Regions from separate parts of the Homo sapiens genome. Here region 2 is linked to region 1. The links are chromatin loops, found by intact Hi-C in ENCODE. Cell type or tissue: A673. All regions are shown on one strand. Links, peaks and the distances in the headings refer to the core of each region. The heading gives the core; the rest is flanking DNA.

Evidence for each region. A loop is a pair of places that touch in the nucleus more often than their neighbours do. Peaks named below come from ENCODE experiments on the same cell type or tissue, not always from the same donor. Only the 100,000 strongest peaks of a DNase experiment are listed, where the experiment ranks them.
Region 2: it touches region 1 in a loop (7-fold over the local background); 5 of 110 quality-filtered maps call a loop at or near these places.

The regions. Positions count from the first base shown.
Region 1 is chr18:57,854,815-57,860,219 of GRCh38, reverse strand. No RefSeq gene overlaps it. Among named protein-coding and RNA genes, the nearest start is that of ATP8B1, 54 kb to the right of the region's middle. RefSeq lists an enhancer at 3,409-3,966. In A673, for the core only: a CTCF peak has its summit at 744; DNase peaks (open chromatin) are centred at 769 and 3,139; H3K4me3 peaks cover 579 bases; H3K27ac peaks cover 4,389 bases.
Region 2 is chr18:57,710,620-57,716,024 of GRCh38, reverse strand. All of the region lies in intron 2 of ATP8B1 (ATPase phospholipid transporting 8B1), which reads left to right. Among named protein-coding and RNA genes, the nearest start is that of ATP8B1-AS1, 83 kb to the right of the region's middle. RefSeq lists an enhancer at 2,368-2,870. In A673, for the core only: no CTCF peak of the experiment used is centred there; a DNase peak (open chromatin) is centred at 2,974; H3K27ac peaks cover 2,848 bases.

The DNA.
Region 1 (5,405 bases), core at 248-5,247:
GTGGTAAAATATTTGATGCATGAAAATGGATACCTGGGAGGTGGTTAGATAGCAGAAAGAGAAGAGAGAGAAAGGCATAGCCAAATGATGTAGACCTCAAAGGAGCTGATGACTTTATACAAGGACAGAAAACAAGTGGTCTGGAGATGTCAGAGGATTCCAAGATCTGACTCTGAGGCACTGAATATAGGAAAATATGCAAACTTGACCAGAGAAGACTACTGGAGTTGCAGGACATACCAAGAGGATTCAAGAAAGTAAAAGAGTATTTAGAGTGGATGGGGTGGAGCGTGGAGGGATGGGAGATGGGGCTAGAGAAAGGGAAAAACAGTGAAATATTGGGATGTAGAGTAGGCACTTAATAGTTTTCCCACTCACACAGAAACTCTCCTGAAACCTCTCCCCATGTTCTGATGCACAAGGTCACAGAGCAGATCTCCAACCACCAAGATGATATTTCAGGGACATCTCCCTGGTCATAGCTGGTTGGACCAGAGGTAGACACCTGAACTTATGTGGACCAAGCAGATTCTTTTCTGAGAATTAGGAATTCAGTCAGTCATTAAATGTTTTGGGGCTGAAACATGTGACCCCAGGTGCTACAGTTAGCTACCTTGTAGGCTGCCTACTATGTGGACTGAGAAGCAAAGACAGCTGGTTTGCCAATAAGGAAGACTGAAGCAGATGCTCATCAATGAGCAGGAGAAACTGATGCTGTGCTGTACATCTGAAGTTCATCTGACACACCACAAGGGGCTCTGCTCCACACAGTTATTCAGGTACCCAGGCTAACAGAGGCTTCCAAAGTCACCCTGGGCATCCACTTGGAGCCAGATGGGGAAGAGTAAAGAAGACACTTCTTAACCACCTCACTTCAAATTCTGTTACCCCTACCTAGGGAGAAACAGGTTTGGGAAATGCAAGACCTATTGCTGCTATACCCCAAAAAGAGCTCTTCTTAATGGAAAAGGAAGCAGGAGTCATTAGTGGTTGTCTTAGAATACTCAAGACTGGGTAATTTACTTTTAAAAGAAATTTGTGTCTCACAGTTTTGGAAGCTGGTAAGTCCAAGACTGTGGTACTGGCATCTGAAGAGTCGTCCCTTGGCAGGGCAGAAGATGGAAGGGTGAGAAAGGGTGAGAGTGAGAGAGGAAGAGTGTGAGAGAGACAGAAAGGAAAAGGGGGCCAAACACCCACAATAATGGCATTAATCCACCATGAGGGCTCCACCCTCATGACCCAATCACCTCGAGAAAGCCCCACCTTTTAACATTACCACAGTGGCAATGAAGTTTGCAACACTCCATCTTCCAGGGGATACTTTCAAACCAAAGCACTTGCCATCTACCTGGACTCTGTATTAGCTATCATGAAAGCCAAGTGAAGAAAGCAGTTCAGGAAACAGGCAGTGATCCAATGGTTGAAATGCTCTTGACTTGCCAATAAAATGAAGACTGAAGATTGCCTAGTGGATTTGACAAGGGCGATTTTGGTGGAGTTTTGGGTCAGATGTCTGAGTGAAGCAGGTTCAAGAGAGATAAAAGGAGAGGAAGTCAAGACAAAGCATAACAAGTCTTTGGGGAGAGTTTTGATATAAAGGACAACAGAAAAATGAGACACAGCTGGAGCAGAATATAGGGTTAAGAGAGGATTTTTTTTTAACCGAGGATCAAAGAAAGGGAAAATTAATAATTAATGATTCAGGGGGAAAAAAAGAGGGAAATTTCAGGACAAAGCCTAAGTTTCAGCTCCTTTGACCATAAGAGGAGCTCACAGTTCTTTCAAGCTCCATAATTGTCTTAGTCAATTCAGGCTACTATAACAAAGTACTATAAACAGGGTGGTTGATAAACAGCAGACATTTATTTCTCATAGTTTTGGAGTCTGGAAGTTCAACATCAAGGTGCCAGCGTGACTGGGTTCTGATGAGTGCTCTTCTGGGTAACAGACTGCAGTCTTTTCATTATATCTTCATATGGTAGAGAGAAAGCAAGAGAGTTCTCTGGGATCCCTTTTATAATAAGGGCACTAATACTATTCATGAGGGGTCTACCCTCATGAACTAATCACCTCCCAAAGGCCCCATCTCCTAATCTTATCACCTTAGGGGGAAGGATTTCAACATATGAATTTGGGGGCAGGCTGGCCATGGTGGTCTGTAATCCCAGCACTTTGGGAGGCTGAGGCAAGCGGATCGCCTGAGATCAGGAGTTTGAGAGCAGCCTGGCCAACATGGTAAAACCCCATCTCTACTAAAAATACAAAATTAGCTGGGCACGGTGGCAGGTGCCTGTAATCCCAGCTACTAGGAAGGCTGAGGCATGAGAATTGCTTGAACTCAGGAGGCAGAGGTTGCAGTGAGCCAAGGTCATGCCACTGCACTCCGGCCTGGGCAATAGAGTGAGACACTGTCAAAAAAAGAAAGAAAGAAAGAAGGAAGGAAGGAAGTTTCATGCACGTCCGTGTGAAGAGACCACCAAACAGGCTTCGTGTGAGCAACAAGGCTGTTTATTTCACCTGGGTGCAGGTGGGCTGAGTCCGCGAAGGGAGATAGGGGTGGGGCCATTTTATAGGATTTGGGTAGGTAAAGGAAAATTACAGTCAAAGGGGGTTGTTCTCTGGCGGGCAGGGGTGGGGGTCACAAGGTGCTCAGTAGGGGAGCTTTTGAGCCAGGATGAGCCAGGAGAAGGACTTTCACAAGATAATGTCATCAGTTAAGGCAGGAACAGGCCATTTTCACTTCTTTTGTGGTGGAATGTCATCAGTTAAGGCAGGAACCGGCTATCTGGATGTGTATGTGCAGGTCACAGGGGATATGATGGCTTAGCTTGGGCTCAGAGGCCTGACAGGAAGGAAGGAAGGAAGGAAGGAAGGAAGGAAGGAAGGAAGGAAGGAAGGAAGGAAGGAAGGCAGGCAGGCAGGCAGGCAGGCAGGCAGGAAAGAATTTTGGGAAAACGTATTCAGTCTATTGCAAAAATGTTTCCACAATATTTCCACTTTCCTGTTCTTATTATTCCTTTCTTAGAGATCCCTTTTGATACAGAATTTAATCAATTCACATATCATTGCATTCGTTTAGGCTACTTACCATCATGAATCAAATGGCATTTCTGAAGTACCCACAAGATCAAAATGCAAAAAAGGATGTTTTTATGTATCCTCCCTGAAAGGTTGGTGGATTTTGTTAAATCTATCCAGGATTTTTGGTTCTAGCAGTGTGTGTGCTTCTGGTCTCGATACACTATTAAAGCAAACAGCAAGCAATCTGATAGCAGCTTCCCAGGCTACCGCAGAGAAGGCTAGACAATCTTCTGGTCATAACGACTTTCACAGCTCAAACTGTGCTACAGACCCAAGGACTTAATTTCCCCAGCTTCTAGTCCTCTTTGTGAAAACCATTATATTTTGTCATCTTCTCTGGTCCCTCAGTAGGAAAATCTCCACTTGTCCAATATACTGGCCATTAGCAATTGGAAATTTCACTCCTTAGAGTGCTGCTTACAGAGAATGCGGCGATTTGCAGTCCATTTATTGTACCCTTTGTTCTTTAAAATTTATGAGGCCGTTTGCCTGGGTTCTTATTGCCGAAAGTGAATTGACCATTAGCAGGAGACTAGTAGCTGCTAAGTGGATTCTGTTGTAGAGTATTCTCAAAGACCATTAGCTTTTCATTGTGGGGGGCAATTGGTGTTTACTGTTTATTGTGTGGTTCAATTGCATGCATTGTTCCCCTGAGGTTGTAAAACCTTTAAAAGCATTGAGAATAGCTTTTAAAAATCCACTTGAAAATATGCGACCATTTTCACTAGATACAGATAGTGAATAAGAGGAAGAGCTGATCACCAGGGCTTTGTTTTACTCATGATCAGTCTGGTATATTTGCCTTCTGACTCAGTGGATTATTCCCCTTCCCCTGAACTTCAGAGTTAGCTGTAAACAATGTGCATCAAGTCATTTCACCCTAAATGCAAATACCGGTCTCGGAACAAATATTAAATAGCACCAATTGAGGCTTTTATGTTCTTTATCAAACCCCAAGGTAAAGATGGCTTCTGAAAAGAGGTTCTTTCCTGTGGATCAATTCTGATATCTAGTCTACAGGCCACAAGCTTTTCACTCATCCTCTGTCTTTGCCAAGGAGTTAACTGGGGAATGGGGAAACCATTAAAAATAGTAAAGGCAGAATAGAAATTGTGAATAAAGGCGAGAGGAAAAGCTTATAAACCTGCTAGTAATGGAGTAAATAAGAAATAAAGTCACTTTAGGTAAATAATTGATAAAAATTTGTCTCATTAAATATTTATCATATCAGTATAACAAAATACTTTTTGCATAAACTTTGTTTTTGCTTTTTTTGAGGTAAAGACATGTTCTAGCCTCCCTTTTTCTGTGAAAATGAAGCACAGTTGGACAGTTGGTGCTCTGAGTCGCTGGATTCCATGGACATCTGTTGCCTTGCCTTAGAATCTAGCCATAATTTTTATATTGTTTCTATGGGAATATTGTGTTTTGCATCCCAAACAACAAAATTCCAGATGAATTTTGGACTAACATGTTTATAGCTTGGGCCGAGGATCTTCCATTTCAAAAGAGAGGCTGTAGTTCCTCCCAACACTCAGCTTGGTACATCACATCCTATCTAAAGAAAACATAAACCATCACATTACAAAAGAATTGAAATTTATGCCTTACTTTGTAAATGGGCAAAGTATGGAAGGCTAACTTAGACCCTGTTAAACTATGACTTATGTATTAACGAACTAGTCCTCTTTAATTTTTATGTATTCCAAAGTTTCTACAACAAACATATTTTACCATTGTAATCAGCAAAACGATACAAAAAATAGTTTGATTTCTTTTTTGAGATAGGTCTCACGCTCTCGCCCAGACTGGAGTGCAGTGGCTCACTGCAGCCTTGACCTCCTGGGCTCAGATGATCCTCCCACCTCAGCCTCCTGGGTAACTGGGACTACAGGTGCATGCTACCACTGCTGGATAATATTTTATATTCTTTGTAGAGATGGGGTTTTGCCATGTTGCCCAGGCTACAAATACTTTTTTAAAAGAGATTCTGGAGCTTCCTTTAACATAATTAAAGAAAAAATCATTAAAGTTGAAAAAATTCCATTTGGCCCTAAAAAGATTTTATTGAATCCTGCCTTTCTTGAGCAATGCCACAAACTTCATTCTTCATGAACTGAGTTTATGTTTGAATAGAAGATTGAGGAAGAACCGCAAAGAGGGTCATATTCATTATTTGCACTTAACCTCATAAAATTTCACCTATTCTTTGACATCTGTTATCAACCACACCTGCAGGATGGACCGGGGATAACAAAAGAGGCTTTCAGGGCAGAAAACTACAGCTAAATGATTCCAAAGTCAAAGGTGCCTCTTTGGGAAGT
Region 2 (5,405 bases), core at 306-5,305, 140 kb after region 1:
TTCTAGTCACTATTTTTTATCAGTTAATCTTTTAGTCATTTTACTGAAGAGTAGTTTACATGTCACAGTCACAGTGTTATACTATTCTGGGTTTTTCTGTATACTTAACTGTTACCAGTGAGTTTTGTGCCTTCAGGTGATTTCTTATTGCTCACTAACATCGTTTACTTTCTGATTAATGTACTCTGTTTAGCATTTCCTGTAGGACAGGTCTAGTGTTGATGAAATCCCTCAGCTTTTGTTTGTCTGGGAAGGTCTTCATTTCTCCTTTATGCTTGAATATATTTTCCTTCAGCACTTTAAATATGTCATGCCACTCTCTCCTGGCCTATAAGGTTTCCACTGAAAAGTCTGCTGCCAGACGTATTGGAGTGCCATTGTATTTTATTTGTTTCTTTTCTTTTGCTGCTTTTAGGATCCTTCCTTTTATCCTTGACTTTTAGGAATTTGATTACTAAATGCCTGAGGTAGTCTTCTTTGGGTTAATCTGCTTGGTGTTCTACAACCTTCTTGTTCTTGGATATTGATATCTTCCTCTAGGTTTGGGAAGTTCTCTGTTATTATCCTTTGAATAAACTTTCTACCCCTGTCTCTTTCTCTACCTCCACTTTAATGCCAATAACTCTTAGATTTGCTTTTTTAAGTCTATTTTCTAGATCTTGTAGGTGTACTTCTTTCTTTTTTATTCTTTTTTCTTCTGTCTCCTCTGACCATATTTTCCAATAGCTTACCTTCCAGCTCACTAATTCTTTGTTCCACTTATTCAATCCTGGTATTAAAAGTCTCTGATGCATTCTTCAGTATGTCGGTTGCATTTTTCAACTCCGGAATTTCAGCTTGACTCTTTTTAATTATTTCAATCTCTGTTACATTTATCTGATAGAATTCTAAACTTTTTCTGTGTTGTCTTGAATTTCTTTGAGTTTCCTCTTTGTTAAGTTTATCTGATAGAGTTCTGAATGTCTTCTCTGTGCTATCTTGAATTTCTTTGAGTTTCCTCAAAATGGCAATTTTGAATTTTCTGTCTGAAAGGTCATATAGTTTTGTTTCTGCAGGTTTGGCCCCTGGTGTCTTATTTAGTTTGTTTGGTGAAGTCATGTTTTCCTGGATGTTCTTGATGCTTGTGGATGTTCATCAATGTCTGGGCATTGAAGAGTTAGATATTTATTGTAGCTCTCACAGTCTGGGCTTGTTTATACCCATCCTTCTTGGGAAGGATTTCCAGGTATTCAAAAGAACTTGGATATTATGATTGAACCCATATCTGCATTAGGGGGCATCCCAAGCTCAATAACGCTGCATTTCTTGCAGACTATCTGGAAGAATTATCTGGATTATCAAGCCCACACTCTTGTTCTTGTTGCTTACTTTCTCCCAAACAGAATCAATCTCTCTCTCTCTCTTTTTTTGCTCTTTCTCTCTCCCCCTTCCCCCCTCCCTCCTCTCCCTTTCTCCTTCTCTCTCTCCCTCTGTTCTGGGCCACCCAGAGCTAGGGGGGTGGAGATACAAGCACCAATATGGCCATCACCACTGAGAATGTACTGGGTCAGACATGAAGCTGGCACCACACTGGGTCTCGCCATGGCCCACTGTAACCATGATCTGGCTGCCTATGTTCCCTCAATGCCCTGTTGTGAAGCCAGCCAGGCTAGCTTCAAGCCAGTGAGTTCCCCCAGGCTGCAGCCAGATCCAGAGATGCCATCTGGGAGCCATGGACTGGAGTCCAAAACCTTAGAAATCTGCTTGGTGTCCTATCTATTCTACTGTGGCTGAGCTGGCACTCAAACCATTAGCCAGTCCTTTCCACTATTCTGCCCTTTCCACAGGCTCAGGGGCCTCTCCCCATGTCCACCACCACCACAGGCCTATGAGGAGTGCTGCCAGGTTACTGCTGATGTTCGGTAAAGGCCTATGGCCTCTTCAGTCAGCTTGTGGTAAATCCTTTCAGTCACCCTTCAGGGCAGTGAGCTCCCCTCTGGCAAAAAGCAAGTCCAGAGATGTCATCCAAGAACCTAAGGCCTAGACTCAGGGACCCCAAGAGGGGTCTCTATTTGTTGCTTTACCCCACTGTGGCCAAGGTGGTAGCAAGTGCAAGGCAGGCTGGGCGCAGTGTCTCATGCCTGTAATCCCAGCACTTTGGGAGGCTGAGGCGGGCAGATCACTTGAGGCCAGGAGTTAGAGACCAGCCTGGCCAACATGGCGAAACCCTGTCTCTACTAAAAATAAAAAAAATTAGGCCGGGCGCGGTGGCTCACTCCTGTAATCCCAGCATGTTGGGAGGTCAAGGTGGGTGGAACACTTGAGGTCAGGAGTTCAAGACTGGCCTGACCAACATGGTGCAACCCCATCTCTACTAAAAATACAAAATTAGCCAAGCATGGTGGCACACACCTCTAATCCCAGCTACTCGGGAGGCTGAGGCAGGAGAATTGCTTGAACCCGGTAGGTGGAGGTTGCAGTGAGCTGAGATCGCACCACTGCACTCCATCCTGGGTGACAGAGTGAGAAACCATCTCAAATAAAATAAAATAAAATAAAATAAAATAAAAAATTTTTAAAAATTAGCTGGGCATGGTGGTACATGCCTGTAATCCCAGCTACTCAGGAGGCTGAGGCATGAGAATTGCTTGAACCCAGGAGGCACAGGTTGCAGTGAGCTGAGATGACACCATTGCACTCCAGCCTGGGCAAAATAGCAAGACTCTATCTCTGAAAAGAAAGAAAGAGAGAGAGAGAGAAAGAAAAAAGAAAGAAAGAAAGAGAAAGAAAGAAAGAAAGAAAGAAGGAAGGAAGGAAGGAAGGAAGGAAGGAAGGAAGGAAGGAAGGAAAGAAAGAAAGAAAGAAAGAAAGAAAGAAAGAAAGAAAGAGAAAGATCAAGAGCAAGACAAAGCACCCTTTAATTTTCCTTCTGCTTTTCTCAAGCGGAAGGAATCTCTCACCATGGCCACCACAGCTGGGAATGTGCTGGGTCACAACTAAAGCCAGAATATCTTAGCCTCAATTAAGGCCCACAGCCTTGGATATTAACTGGGTATCACTACTGTTTATTCAGGGCTCAAGGGCTCTTTCATCAGCAGGTGATGGATCCTGCCAGAGCTGGGTCCTTGCCCTGCAAGGCAGCAGGCTCCCTTCTGATCCAGGATTGTCTAGAAATGTTGTCTGGGAACTAGGGCCTGAAACAGCCTCATGACCCTGCCTGGTGCCCTATCCTACTGTGGCTGAGCTGGTATCCAAGATGCAAGACAAAGTTCTCTTTACTCCTCCCTCTCATCTCCTCAAGCAGAAGGAAGAGGTCTCTTTTGGAGCAGTGAGGTTGGCGGGGAGGGGCCGAGCAAGCATTCCACTAGCTGCTCTGGCTGGTGTCTCAGTAGGTCATGTGCCTGCTAAGTCAACTGGCTCCAAGTCCAGCTCAGCACTAGGACTTGCCTAAGAGTTGTAGTTCATGGGGCCTACACTGCCTTTCAATTTTATTTAGAGCCCCAGGGCACTTTGGCCCTCGGTGACGAGGTTTGCCAGAATTCAAGTTCTGACCAAGGTACAGGAGATTCCCCTCTGGCTAGGGCTGGTCTAAATGCTCCCTCTATGGTCTGGCATCAGCTGAGTTCAGCCTGCTTTTGCTTTCTACTGTCTGTAACAGGGCAGCACTGAGTTCAGTGCAAAGCCTCACAATCGCTGCACTGTCCCTCTCCCAAGCGTACAGATTTTCTCTCCATGCCACACATCTGGTGCTGGGGCTGGGGGAGGGGTGGCATTGGCAATTCAAGACTATTTTTCCTACCCTCTTCAGTCCTTTTTCAGCAATATAAAGTTAAAACCAGGTACTGTGAGTGCCTGATTTTTTGGTTTTTATAAAGGTGCTTTTTTGTTTGTAGATAGTTGTTAAATTTGATGTTCCTATGGGAATTACAATTCGTGCGAGCTTCTATTTGGCCACCTTGCTCCTCTCCATATTCGCCATATATATATATATATATATGCCAATAGAGGGAAGGAGAGGAATCACAAACATTGCTTTAAAACAGTAATACATGTAAATGATCCAATTAGAAAAGGGTCCAGAATGAAAATGAAGTTTTCCTTCCTGCCTCTCCTGTCCCTCAGTCATGCAGTTTCCTTTCCAAAAAAAATACTGCTGGTCTGGGCACGGTGGCTCACACCTGTAATCCCGGCACTCTGGGAGGCCAAGGCAGGAGGATAGCTTGTGGGCAGCAGTTCAAGACCAGCCTGGTCTGCAAAGCAAGACCTCATCTTTACAAAAAAATTTAAAAATTAGGTACGATGGCGTGCACTTTAGTCTCAGCTACTCCAGAAGTTGAGGTGGGAGGATCACTTGAGCCCAGGAGTTCAGAGGCTGCAGTGAGCTATGAGCATGCCACTGCACTCCAGCCCAGGTGCCACAGTGAGACTTTGTCTTTTAAAAAAATGACAAAAAGAAATTACGGTTACCAGTTTCTCAAAATATGTCCTTCCAGAGAGATACACGTTTGTATGCGCAAAGAATGCTTGCAAACTTGCTTCCTCATATACCCATACACATATGCAGAAACAGATGTGCACGTGTGTGTACATATATGCATTCATATTGTGTATGAATTCTATGCATCACACAGCTGAAAGCACAAGATGGTAGATACCCTTCTGCTTTTGTCTCTTAACAGTGTAATTTGGAGGTAATTCCTACCATATTTATGGGGTCACCTCATTCTTTTTTTGCTGACTGCATAGGCTATCATTGTAATCGTGTTTAACTGGCTGTTCCCAGTAGGCATTTGGGTTGTTTCTAGTCGTTCTGATAAATAGGGCTGCATTGAAAATCCCTGCAGTAGGTACATGGGGGATATTTCCTAGAAGTGTGATTATTTGGTCAGTGCATGTGTGTGTTAAATTTTGAGATCTGGCCAAATTACTCTCCATAAAGGCTACCTCAGAGTGTCTGTTTCTCTGCTCTCTTTTGAACCTAGAATGTCATCCCAAGCATTACCATGTGCCAATGTTTTGCTATTATAGGATAAAAACTACTATCTCAGTGAAGAATTGCATTTCTCTTTTAGGAACCCAAATATCTTCTCACAGGTTTAAGAGCCATTTGAGGCCAGGTACAGTGGCTCATGCCCATTATCCCGGCACTTTGGGAGGCCGAGGTGGGCAGATCACCTGAGGTCAGGAGTTCAAGACCAGTCTGGCCAACATGATGAAACCCGGTCTCTACTAAAAATACAAAAATTAGCCGGGCATGATGGTGGGCGCCTGTAACCCCAGCTACTCAGGAGAGTGAGGCAGGAGAATCTCTTGAACCCAGGAGACGGAAGTTGCAGTGAGCTGAGATCGCATCATTGGACTCCAGCCTCAGCGAGAACAGCATTGAATTTCCCTTTGTATGAACTGTCTTTTCATGTCCTTTAGCC